3 separate regions of the Mus musculus genome follow, and regions 1 and 2 are each linked to region 3. A link is a contact called in ENCODE Hi-C or POLR2A ChIA-PET data. All regions are on one chromosome and are shown on one strand. The core of a region is the stretch at or near the end of the contact, and the rest is flanking DNA. Distances in the headings are between cores, read along the strand shown.

What was found. A loop is a pair of places that touch in the nucleus more often than their neighbours do. ChIA-PET counts read pairs that join two places held with the same protein, here RNA polymerase II (POLR2A).
Region 1: a map of heart shows a loop between it and region 3 (4-fold over the local background). The contact joins the promoter of 1700101I11Rik here to the promoter of Clec2d in region 3. A Hi-C loop is called at or near these places in 1 of 37 maps with a recorded cell type or tissue (heart). POLR2A ChIA-PET finds 5 or more read pairs at or near these places in 1 of 5 experiments (Patski).
Region 2: a map of heart shows a loop between it and region 3 (5-fold over the local background). The contact joins the enhancer-like site here to the promoter of Clec2d in region 3. A Hi-C loop is called at or near these places in 13 of 37 maps with a recorded cell type or tissue (Patski, T-helper 1 cell, T-helper 17 cell and 4 more). POLR2A ChIA-PET finds 5 or more read pairs at or near these places in 1 of 5 experiments (Patski).

Annotation. Positions count from the first base shown.
Region 1 is chr6:129,531,368-129,534,557 of GRCm38, forward strand. 1700101I11Rik (RIKEN cDNA 1700101I11 gene) reads right to left here and starts at 1,917. Exons shown (of 2, transcript NR_045270.2): 1 at 1,871-1,917; 2 at 580-1,575. It overlaps Gabarapl1 (gamma-aminobutyric acid (GABA) A receptor-associated protein-like 1), which reads left to right and starts at 1,825. Exons shown (of 4, transcript NM_020590.4): 1 at 1,825-2,169. The coding sequence starts at 2,080.
Region 2 is chr6:128,838,356-128,841,653 of GRCm38, forward strand. No RefSeq gene overlaps it. Among named protein-coding and RNA genes, the nearest start is that of Klrb1b, 14 kb to the left of the region's middle. Within about 2 kb of position 1,281, at least 1 of the 3 ENCODE cell types and tissues checked has a DNase peak (open chromatin) inside an H3K27ac peak, as active enhancers do; it is heart, where a contact is called at or near this core.
Region 3 is chr6:129,179,078-129,182,558 of GRCm38, forward strand. Clec2d (C-type lectin domain family 2, member d) reads left to right here and starts at 1,538. Exons shown (of 5, transcript NM_053109.3): 1 at 1,538-1,670. The coding sequence starts at 1,604.

The sequences.
Region 1 (3,190 bases), core at 667-3,166, 350 kb after region 3:
CTTCTGAGAATCAATAGTAAAATTGTGAAAATAGATACATTTTGTATTTTAATATGACTTATTTTTATTTTATTTGTGTGGGGGTTCTGCCTATATGTATGTATGTGCACCACGGACATGCAGTAACGTAGTAGAGGTCAGAGAGGGTATTAGGTCCCCTGAAACTGGAGTTACAGATACTCCTGAGCTGTCATGTGGGAGTTGGAAATCAAACCCTGGTCCTCTAGTAGAGCAGTCAGTGTTCTTAACCACTGAACCATTCTCCAGCTCCCAATACATTTTGCATTCTAATGTAAACGACTAGCATTTTAAAAATCCTAAGAGCTGATTAACCAACATTTCATCTTTAAATTTTCATGTACTGCATACATTTTCAGTGGACTGAAGAACTGCCCTTCAACTAGCTGAGACTGTACATCTATAAAAAAAAAAAACAAAACAACAACAACAAAAAAACAAACCTGAAGGTTACTCAGAAAACAACACTATTACCATTTTCATCCCAGATCTGTCTCAACTGGTTGTAAAATTTCTTCTGAAAGACTTAATTGTATTTGGGTCAAGGGTAAAATGAGTAGCTGGGTATTAAACTATTTTTAATTTGAAAATAAAAACAACAATAAATAAATACAACAATATTATATACCAATTCATTTGTCTTCATATGTAAGAAAGATTACCAGGAGAAAACCAAGAAGTGGGCTATGTATTTCATGTTCTTGTTTTGCCAGTTAAATTCAGTTCACTTTATTTTGCCCATATTTTATAACCATATCACTAAGTCATGTACATAAAATCAGGCAACAGGGCTGCTTGCCTGGTACCACTTAGTAGTCATTTTATTTTCACAGCACAAAGCATCCTTGAACTTTATCTCCGATGTTCCCAAGATATAGGTCTGGAGTTACTGCCAGTAGAATCAGAAGGGTGACCCCGCATCCAAAGAGTCTTAAGATGGAAACCCGGTATGTCAGAGGGGCCTGGGCTGACTCTCTCTATACTATTGAGGGTCTTCCACCAGCATGCCAGTCAGAGCTTTTGGTGCCCAATAAGGCCTTTTCATCAGGACAACTACCCTACAGGTGATACCCACCCCAGAGCAAAGTATTGTTGGGGAAACATAGACACCTAAATGATTTGACCTCTGTATTTTCAAGAACTCAACAACCATGCTTCTGGGTGAACCTTATAAAATGAATGGATTCATCTCTCCTTGAACGTGAGTGAAGCCTGGTGTTCATCGCTGGCATCGCTTCTTCTAACCTTGATGACTTCATGTTCTTCACCCTTACACTTCTTCAAATCCATGAGTCATGCTCTGTTTATGTTGTCTCAGAACCAATTCTAGCACAGATCCAAACATAAGGACACCAGTCAGAAGGAGGAGTTGGGGCAGAGAAGGCAGGCCAGTCGTGGGTGCCAGGCAAAGGTCAAAATGCAAGCACAGGACATTTCAGCCCGGGCTACAAATCTCGTGACGCCTGGCACTTTTCCAACTCCAGACTCCTGATTCCATTGCTCTGGAAACAGCTGGATTTTCTTCCTCTGTGTTTGTTTTGGGCATCAAACAAGAAACTTGAAGGGGAGGGAAGACGACATTTGTTAGAGCATTCTTTGAATTAACAAATTACCTTTAATATCAATCCTCAAAAATAAAAACCCGACTACATGATTTTTGCGTTTCGATGGAGTGGTTTAGGAAAAGCTTGGGTGAAAAGAAGATACACAAATAAACAAAGCTTCTGTCCACCCGGATCCAGCAGGTCCTTAGCGCCGGGGGCGGAGCGGGGGTGGGGCGTCGTGATGTCACAGCACCGCCCTGGTGTTTTTGTGTTTCCAGCTCTTGGGAAAAGCCACCCTATTTCTTTACCTGGTGGTCCTTTACCTTCAGGCCGCGAGATCTCCAGGTCCTTCTCTGGACGTTTAGCCACGTAGTGCGGCGACTGGCGCGTGGGAGCTGACGCGGGTGGAGCGATTGTGATAAGGCTGACATTGACTGGGGGTGGCCAGACGCGAGACGCAGTCATCAGCGCGCGCAGCAGGCCCCGTCCGGGGAGCCCCTACATCCTGAGGTCCATCATGAAGTTCCAGTATAAGGAGGACCACCCCTTCGAGTATCGGAAAAAGGAAGGTGAAAAGATTAGGAAGAAATACCCGGACCGGGTGCCGGTGAGTGGGGGCGGGGAGGGAGAAGGCAAGCTTGAGGAGTTTGGGAGCTGGTTGCCCTGGAGCTACCGAGGTAGCCTGGCGATGGCGGGTGGCCCTGGCACAGGAGGGTCATCGGAATCAAGTATTCTTGACCGGCTTTGACAAGCTTGTATCCCCAGGGCCTGTAGCCACTTTTGGCATCTCGAAAGCGCAGCGTGCGCGTGGTGGGTGAGTCAGCAGGATTCAGCACCCATGGAGGTTGGGATGTGCGCGTGGCGAGGCCTGTGTGTGCGGGGGCGACTGGTTGGGGGCCGCAGATAGGATATGCTATAGAAAAACGCGTCCCAACCCTGTAGCAGCAGGTGAGATGAGCCTTGTGCCCATCCATGTCTGCTCAATTGGTTCTCCATGAAAACGAGTCTCCTTCCCATTTCCTTGAGCGTAGGAGGAAAAACTCGAGAAGCCCCTAGATTCTGACCTGCGTTTTTTTTTTTTTTTTTTTTTTAGAATTGGGGGTGGGGTGGGGTGAGGGGCTTCACCAGGCGGGCCCTCAAACAAGGTCATGCCTGCCTCCACCTCATTATTGTCTCCTGGGCCATGTGTGGAAAAAGAAGGTCCGTGCTCTGCACTGTGATAGGTGGGTGGGCTCTTGGATCTCAAGAACCAGTACTGAGAACCGTTTCCTCCATTAATTATACCCCGATTTAAGCAGCTAATACCTAGTTCATGCAGTGGGGAGAAAAATACTAAGGGAGTCTTCAGCATCCGGGTGTTTTCCACTTTACCCCCTCCCCCGCCCACTTGCCTTTTTTTTTTTCCTCCTCTTTTGAAGGCTGCGCAGCAGAATTGGAAGCAAAGGATGACATCGCTTTTAAATATGGTGGATAGAGGACCAGGGACTTTAAAAAATCGTTCTCTTTATTTGTACAGGCAATGATGTTATATTAGGTTGGCGTTCCTCTAACTTTGAAGGGTAAAAGAGCTGTGCTAACCTGATAATTTTTTTTTTTGATGCATAAGTAATAGGGGGGAGGGACTTCTT
Region 2 (3,298 bases), core at 31-2,530, 340 kb before region 3:
TGTTGAATTCTTTATTCCATTGAAAAAAGAAAAACATCTAGTAGCTTGCATCATCAAAATAAGTTTCGAGTACTCAATTAACTGAGCCGAAGTTTGCCGGCTCTGGTGGCGCAGGCCGGTAGGATTTGCTGAAGGAGGCAGAGGCAGGAGGATCTGGAGTTCGAGGACAGCCTGGTCTACACATTTTTTTTTCCTCCCAGTTTCAACAAAACCACAAATCCACGGCTCCACTGCGCCCCGAAACAAACTTCCAACCTCCACAAGGCCTCTTTTTATGTTTCTTCCTCCTGAAATCTGATCGGCTACTCGCACCCCAACCCGAACCAGCTTCTTCAGCCGCACCGGCTACTGCTCCACGCTGCTTACAAACCTTTATCCACGCACACGTCCGACCCTCACGCCTGCCCACGCCGCACTCCACACCCCTCTCTTCCCTACAGGCCTTCTCTACAATCCGCCTGCTTAGCCCTCTCGCGACCCTTTTCTACAGTTCTGCACGTGCGGAACGAGTCAGCAGCCACCGTTCAGAGAAAATGTTCGCTGCAAAGAGTCCGTTTTTTCTCGCTTCGAGTGTTCGGTTTTATGTACAAAGAAAGAAAGTGAGGATTACTTAGAGTCAGAAACAGGCTCAGCGGAAGCGCGGTTGCGCAACGCCTAACTTGCTACTTCAGGGAAAGAATACAGGGCGTCGTCGGGCTGGAGAGATGGCTCAGCCGTTAAAGGCTAGGCTCACAACCAAAAATATAAGAGTTCGGTTCCCAGCACCCACGGCTGTCTCTCCAGCCACCTTTTTTGTCGGACACCGCACCCACACACACAGACTACTAATATAGATAAAAGACAACTCTTAGAAAATGTTATCGGCTGTAACGAAATGGAAAACAATGATTTAAATAAAGCAAACAAGCAAGTAAAGAACTAACGTTCCACACCCTGCGTATGGCCGGAGGATTTGCGCGCTGGCGTCTGCCCTAGTCACTTAGCGTGATGACTTCTTTCATGCTGTTGCTAGTGACTCCAAATCAACTCGACGTCGTCCTCTCCTCCCTCCTCTCTTTACTACTCCTCTCATTTTGAAAAAAGTAGTTTTGGCATACATGGACCGCCTCAAGCACCAGGACCTAGGAACTCCTGACAGCTTTGCTCTTCTCTTGGGCTCAGCTGGCCTCAACTATTCACCAGGTTGCTTAGAGTTCTCCCTTCCCTAGATAGTTTGTGGCGATTCCATCACATCCAGGATGGGACCACTCTCCTCGTCTCTGGCAACCATTGTGTTTGTCTGCTCACTGACCGAGGTCCGGAAAGACCGACTCGTCACTGCACCTCTGGTATGCCCCCATGTGGTCAAGACCCCTAAGTGCATGGGATTCTAAGGTCTGTCAAAGGTGATGGGTGTGATACCACCTACTAGCAGGACCTAAGAGCCTCTGCTACTGTGGGATGAGGACAAAGGTGGATTGTGATTCATTCCGCCATGGACTTCCAGGCTTTTCTCAGTCAGTGGGGATGGAATGGAGGTGATTGAAACTAAACAGCTCTTCCATCCTAGATTGAAGAATTCCTGGACCTATACAGTCAACAAATATATAAATTTACTTAAAACAGTGTGTGTGTGTGTGTGTGTGTGTGTGTGTGTGTGTGCGTGCGTGTGCGTGTAAAACTCAATGCCGTGGATCTCCAGGGTGAGCTTTTTGGATGACACTGTCCTGTTGCAATGTCCAAGGCCGGACATACTTGTTTGCACACCTGGTCCTCACTCACTATGTCAACACGGAAGTAGGGCAGGATGCTGGCACCATCTGGCATGATAGGCGGCCCTTATTGGCTGATACTCTCTTAGCATTGGGCTCCTGTTTCACCATGTGATTTTCTTCTCAAGCATGCATCTTCTAGTGGGATGCTGCTTGCTTGAGCCCCTCACTGTCCATGACATCACCTACTCTTGGCTTAGCCTTCAAAACCACAGATTAGAGAAAATTCTTTCCACGAAAGTAGGATTATTTGTGAAGTAGAATAAACACAAGCTGGGGGTGGGGGGAGACAAGAAAGGCTGACAGCTTGGTCAATGTGACCAAAACATTATTATACGTATGCATGATCATATCACAAGGAAGCTTGTTATTTTGTATAATTAATACATTATTGCTGGGTGATGGTGGAGTATGTCTTTAACCCCAGCCTTCAGGAGGCAGAGGCAGCCAGATCTCTGTGAGTTTGAGGCCAGCTTGGTCTACAAAGTGAGTTTCAGGACAGCCAGGGCTGTTACACAGAGTAATCCTGTCTATAAATAAATAAAATAAATTATTATTAGAAGTTGAAAATGGCAATAATCAGATGTTTTCTTTTTCTTTTTGGGTTTTCGAGACAGGGTTTCTCTGTGTAGCCCTGGCTGTCCTGGAACTCACTTTGTAGACCAGGCTGGCCTCGAACTCAGAAATCTGCCTGCCTCTGCCTGACAAGTGCTGGGATTAAAGGCATGTGCCACCACTGCCCAGCTTCAGAAAAGTTTTCTTTATTTACATTACCTGGCTTCAATTATTTCATTACAATTACAAAAAAGAAATTCATATAGATTATGATTTCAAAGTGGGGAAAAACCCAAACAAATACTGTATTCAGCACAAAAACAAAACAAAACAAACAAAGGGAGTTAGGAGGTGGCTTAGCTACCAAGGATGTTATGAATTTTCAGTTTGATCCCTACAATCGAGGTGGAAATACCCATTTCCTAACCACACTCTACATTTCCCCTTGTATGGTTCCTTCTTGATGGTTATATTTGGTTTTATTGAAGTTGAAGAATTACTCCAAGATTTAGTGATTTGATATAACAAATGGTATTATAACATGACAGAGTGCAGGTCAGAAGTGTGGGGTAGCTGAGCTGGCTACTCTCACCCTAGTTTTTTTTTTTTTTTTTTTCCAAGACCCCAGTCAAGGAACATGGCAGGGCTAGAGTAATTTCAGAGAGAGATGGTAAAGGAATATGGCCAACCTAAAACAGATGGAGGGTCTCAAGTTGTTTCTTAGGGGCTGGGCTGCTTGCCTGAGAAGTGAGGTTCTGAGGTTGACACAGAGAGCATGCATGCTTGTACAGAGAGGGGGGGGAGAGGGAGGGGGAGAGAGAGAGAGAGAGAGGGAGAGAGAGGGGGGGGGGAGGGGGAGGGGGAGGGGGGAGGGGGAGAGGGAGAGGGAGAGGGAGAGGGAGAGACTGATTGGTGGGAGAGACTTCCTTTCAAATCTATGGGAATTCACAGTTTGCCCACTGAGGTTGCTTGGAGTCTCTGTTTTGCCTCTA
Region 3 (3,481 bases), core at 288-2,787:
TCGGCCATCACTGGAAAGAGAGGCCCATTGGACACGCAAACTTTATATGCCCCAGTACAGGGGAATGCCAGGGCCAAAAAAATGGGAATGGGTGGGTAGGAAAGTGGGGGGCAGGGTGTGGGGGACTTTTGGGCTAGCATTGGAAATATAATTGAGGAAAATATGTAATAAAAAAAAGAGTTGACAGCTTTCTTTCAAAACTTTAACCAAGACAAATTAATAAGTAAGTTACAGTTGTATTTTTTCAAAGGAGATGGACTCAGGGCTTAAAAGCTCTTGCCACATAATCCTGACCATCTGGCCTGGATCACAGGAGAACAGGGCAGCAGGAGAGGACAGACTCCTACACATATGCTGTGGCATAGATATGCCCCGCTCAAGAAATAAAGTAGTTTTTTAATGGGCCAAATGGGTAACTCTCCAGTGTTTCAAATAGTTGAATGTGACTATTGGATATAAATATTTATTACGCAGTAAAATCTGTTTGGTTTTTTTGATCTCCCCAGGGTTCTCTGTTTCCCAGAACTGTTGCAGGCCTGTGATAAGAAAGGGTAAGAGGTTCAAAGCTGTTAAAAACAATGAATTCATGAAATTCTTAGACAAATGGATGGATCTGGAGGATATCATCTTGAGTAAGGTAACCCAATCAGGAAAGAACACACATGATATGCACTCACTGGTAAGTGGACATTAGCCCAGAAGCTCAGAATCCTTTTTAGAAGGGGGAACAAAATACCCATGGAAGGAGTTACAGAGACAAAGTTTGGAGCAGAGCCTGAAGGAAGAGACTGCCAGAGACTGCCCCACTTGGGGATCCATTCCATAAACAACCACCAAACCCAGACACTAGGCAGATGCCAACAAGAGCCTGCTATAGCTGTCTCCTGAGGGCCTTTGTCAGTGCCTGGCAGATACAGAAGTAGATGCTCACAGTCATTCATTGGACAGAGCACAAAGTCCCCAATGAAGGAGCTAGAGAAAGTACCCAGGGAGCTAAAGGGATCTGCAACCCTATAGGTGGAACATCATTATGAACTAACCAGTACCCCAGAGCTCTTGACTCTAGCTGCATATGTATCAAAAGATGGCCTAGTCGGCCATCACTGTAAAGAGAGGCCCATTGGACTTGCAAACTTTATATGCCCCAGTACAGGAGAACGCCAGGGCCAAAAGTGGGAATGGGTGGGCAGGGGAGTGGGGGGGGGAGGGTATGGGGGACTTTTGGAATAGCATTGGAAATGTAAATGAGGAAAATACCTAATAAAAAATATTAAAAAAAAAAAAAAAAGAAAATCCCTGTGACCTCAGTAAGGTCAGCTTGAATTATGTTTCTAAATCAGAGTGTGCTGAAAGAGAAACGAAACACAAAGTAAACCAGAAGCAAACAGGAAAGTCAGTCTCCAGATGGCGCCAGTGTGGCTCCTGACCTTGAAATGCGTTTCCCAATGAGATTTTGTTAGGCCCTGAGCCAACCAAGCGTGTGTGTATGTACAGAAAGGAGGAGCTACAGGATTAGCTAAATACTGAAACCTCCCCACGTATTTGTGCCTCTCAGCTTTCAAGTTTCAATCCTGTAGTGGAAACTCAGCTCCTCAGCTCTGAGATGTGTGTCACAAAGGCTTCCCTACCTATGCTTAGTCCCACAGGCAGCCCGCAGGAGGTAGAAGTGGGTAAGTATTCAATAGTATTTGAACCAATGGGAGGGGCAGAGAGGAGTTTCAAACAGGGCAGGAAGGCAAAAGAGTTGAACCTTGAACAAAAGATTAAGAACAGAAGGGCGTCTGTGAGCCCGTCACTGTGGGTCTGCAGAGCAGGAGAATGCAGTCGGGATTAGCTATGAGGTTGTTACATTAGTTATTCTATCGGAGCATACAATACTCGAATAGTTCTCAGGCAAGAGAAATGAGCAGCGAGTCACCTTCTAACTGCCAGAGCTGTAGCCACAGCGTTCTCGCTTTGTACTTAGCTTGCTAGTCCACTCTTCCCAGGGATCTGGTAAGTTACAGTCTGGTGGATTACATCAAATTGCTGTAGTAAACGTTTGCTTTAAGTCCCTGAGTGAAGGAAACTCAGACAACAGCTTTGCAATGTGCATAGTGGCAGAAGTTGCCTGGGAAGCTTGGAGCTTGTGTTTTGCAGATCCATTGTAATTAAAATAGAATTGTAAGGGGGTGGCTTGGGGTGGGGTGGGGGTGGGGGGCGCTGAACCTACTCAGGACCAAATCCTTTCTGTTTTGAGCTCTTGATAAGTTACAGAAAAAGAATATAATGGGGTTTCCTACTTAATTCTTCAGAAAGGAAGCAAAATTGTGTTTCTTGTGTTTCAAACTGTCTATGCTCCATTATATTGTGTTCCTTTATTTTCCTTTTCCCCCTCATTCCTGTTTCTTCACATTAATTTTTTTTTTTTTAATTTGTGGAAAGACTACTGAATTTTGAGAAAGTAAGATTGACATCTATCAAAATACAAAATTCCCAACAAATGCTAATGTTTATCACTTAAACCAAGTATTCTGAAATAATAATAATAATAATAATAATAATAAATTATAATAAATTATTATTACTGAGGATGATGATGACTGACTGACTGATTGATTGATTGATTGATTCTTTGGCAAAGTCTCATACTTTACCCCAAGCTGGCCTGGAACTCCTGCTCCCTCTGCCTCAGCAGGGTTGACTTTTTAAAATCAAATACACAAATATTTAGCCATTGGAAACATTTCCTGAGAATGTGGAGCTTCTGTCTCAAGTGCAGCTGTTGCATAGCTAGCTGCAGGCATTTTGAAGCCTGTCTTGTGAATGTGGAGCTCCTGTCTCAAGTGCAGCTGTTGTATAACTAGCTGCAGGCATTACACAACTTCACTCCTTTGAAGCAGTAGCTTGTTTTATCATTGAAACAGTTTTTAAGTAAGCTAAAAACCAGGCCAGCAATACTTCATTTCTTTGGGTTTTTTGAGAGATCATTTCCAACATTACTTTTAAATAAAGACAGGAAAGTTATGTTCAAATTGTGCTATGGAACACATTCGAATTTAGAAGGAGATCTGTGTGTATACAGCAAAATTCCTGTTTACATATTAGAAGGAAACAGACAGTATCAGAATTATACTGGTGTAAACACAGAGGATTATCTGTAAATCTTACTCTTAATATCATATAAGAAATGCTGGTGTAGAACTCTAAATAAATAAAATTACCATTCTGAGTTTTTGAAATGCCCAATAACCATAAATGTGTTCCTTTAATTCCTAACTTGTTAAGAGTTCTTGTTATTTTAGACTAATATTATTTTTTTCACATGATTTTGGTAAGCTTGTTAAAATGCTCCCATATTTTTATCCATTAGTTATGTCAGTGTGTTCTATTACATTTATGTGCCTTTATTAATTTATTTACTGACTAGGTTCTCTGAGACTGATCCTTACATAGTCCAGGTTGAGTTCAAACTTCTAATGTAGCCAAGGCTAGTCTTGTA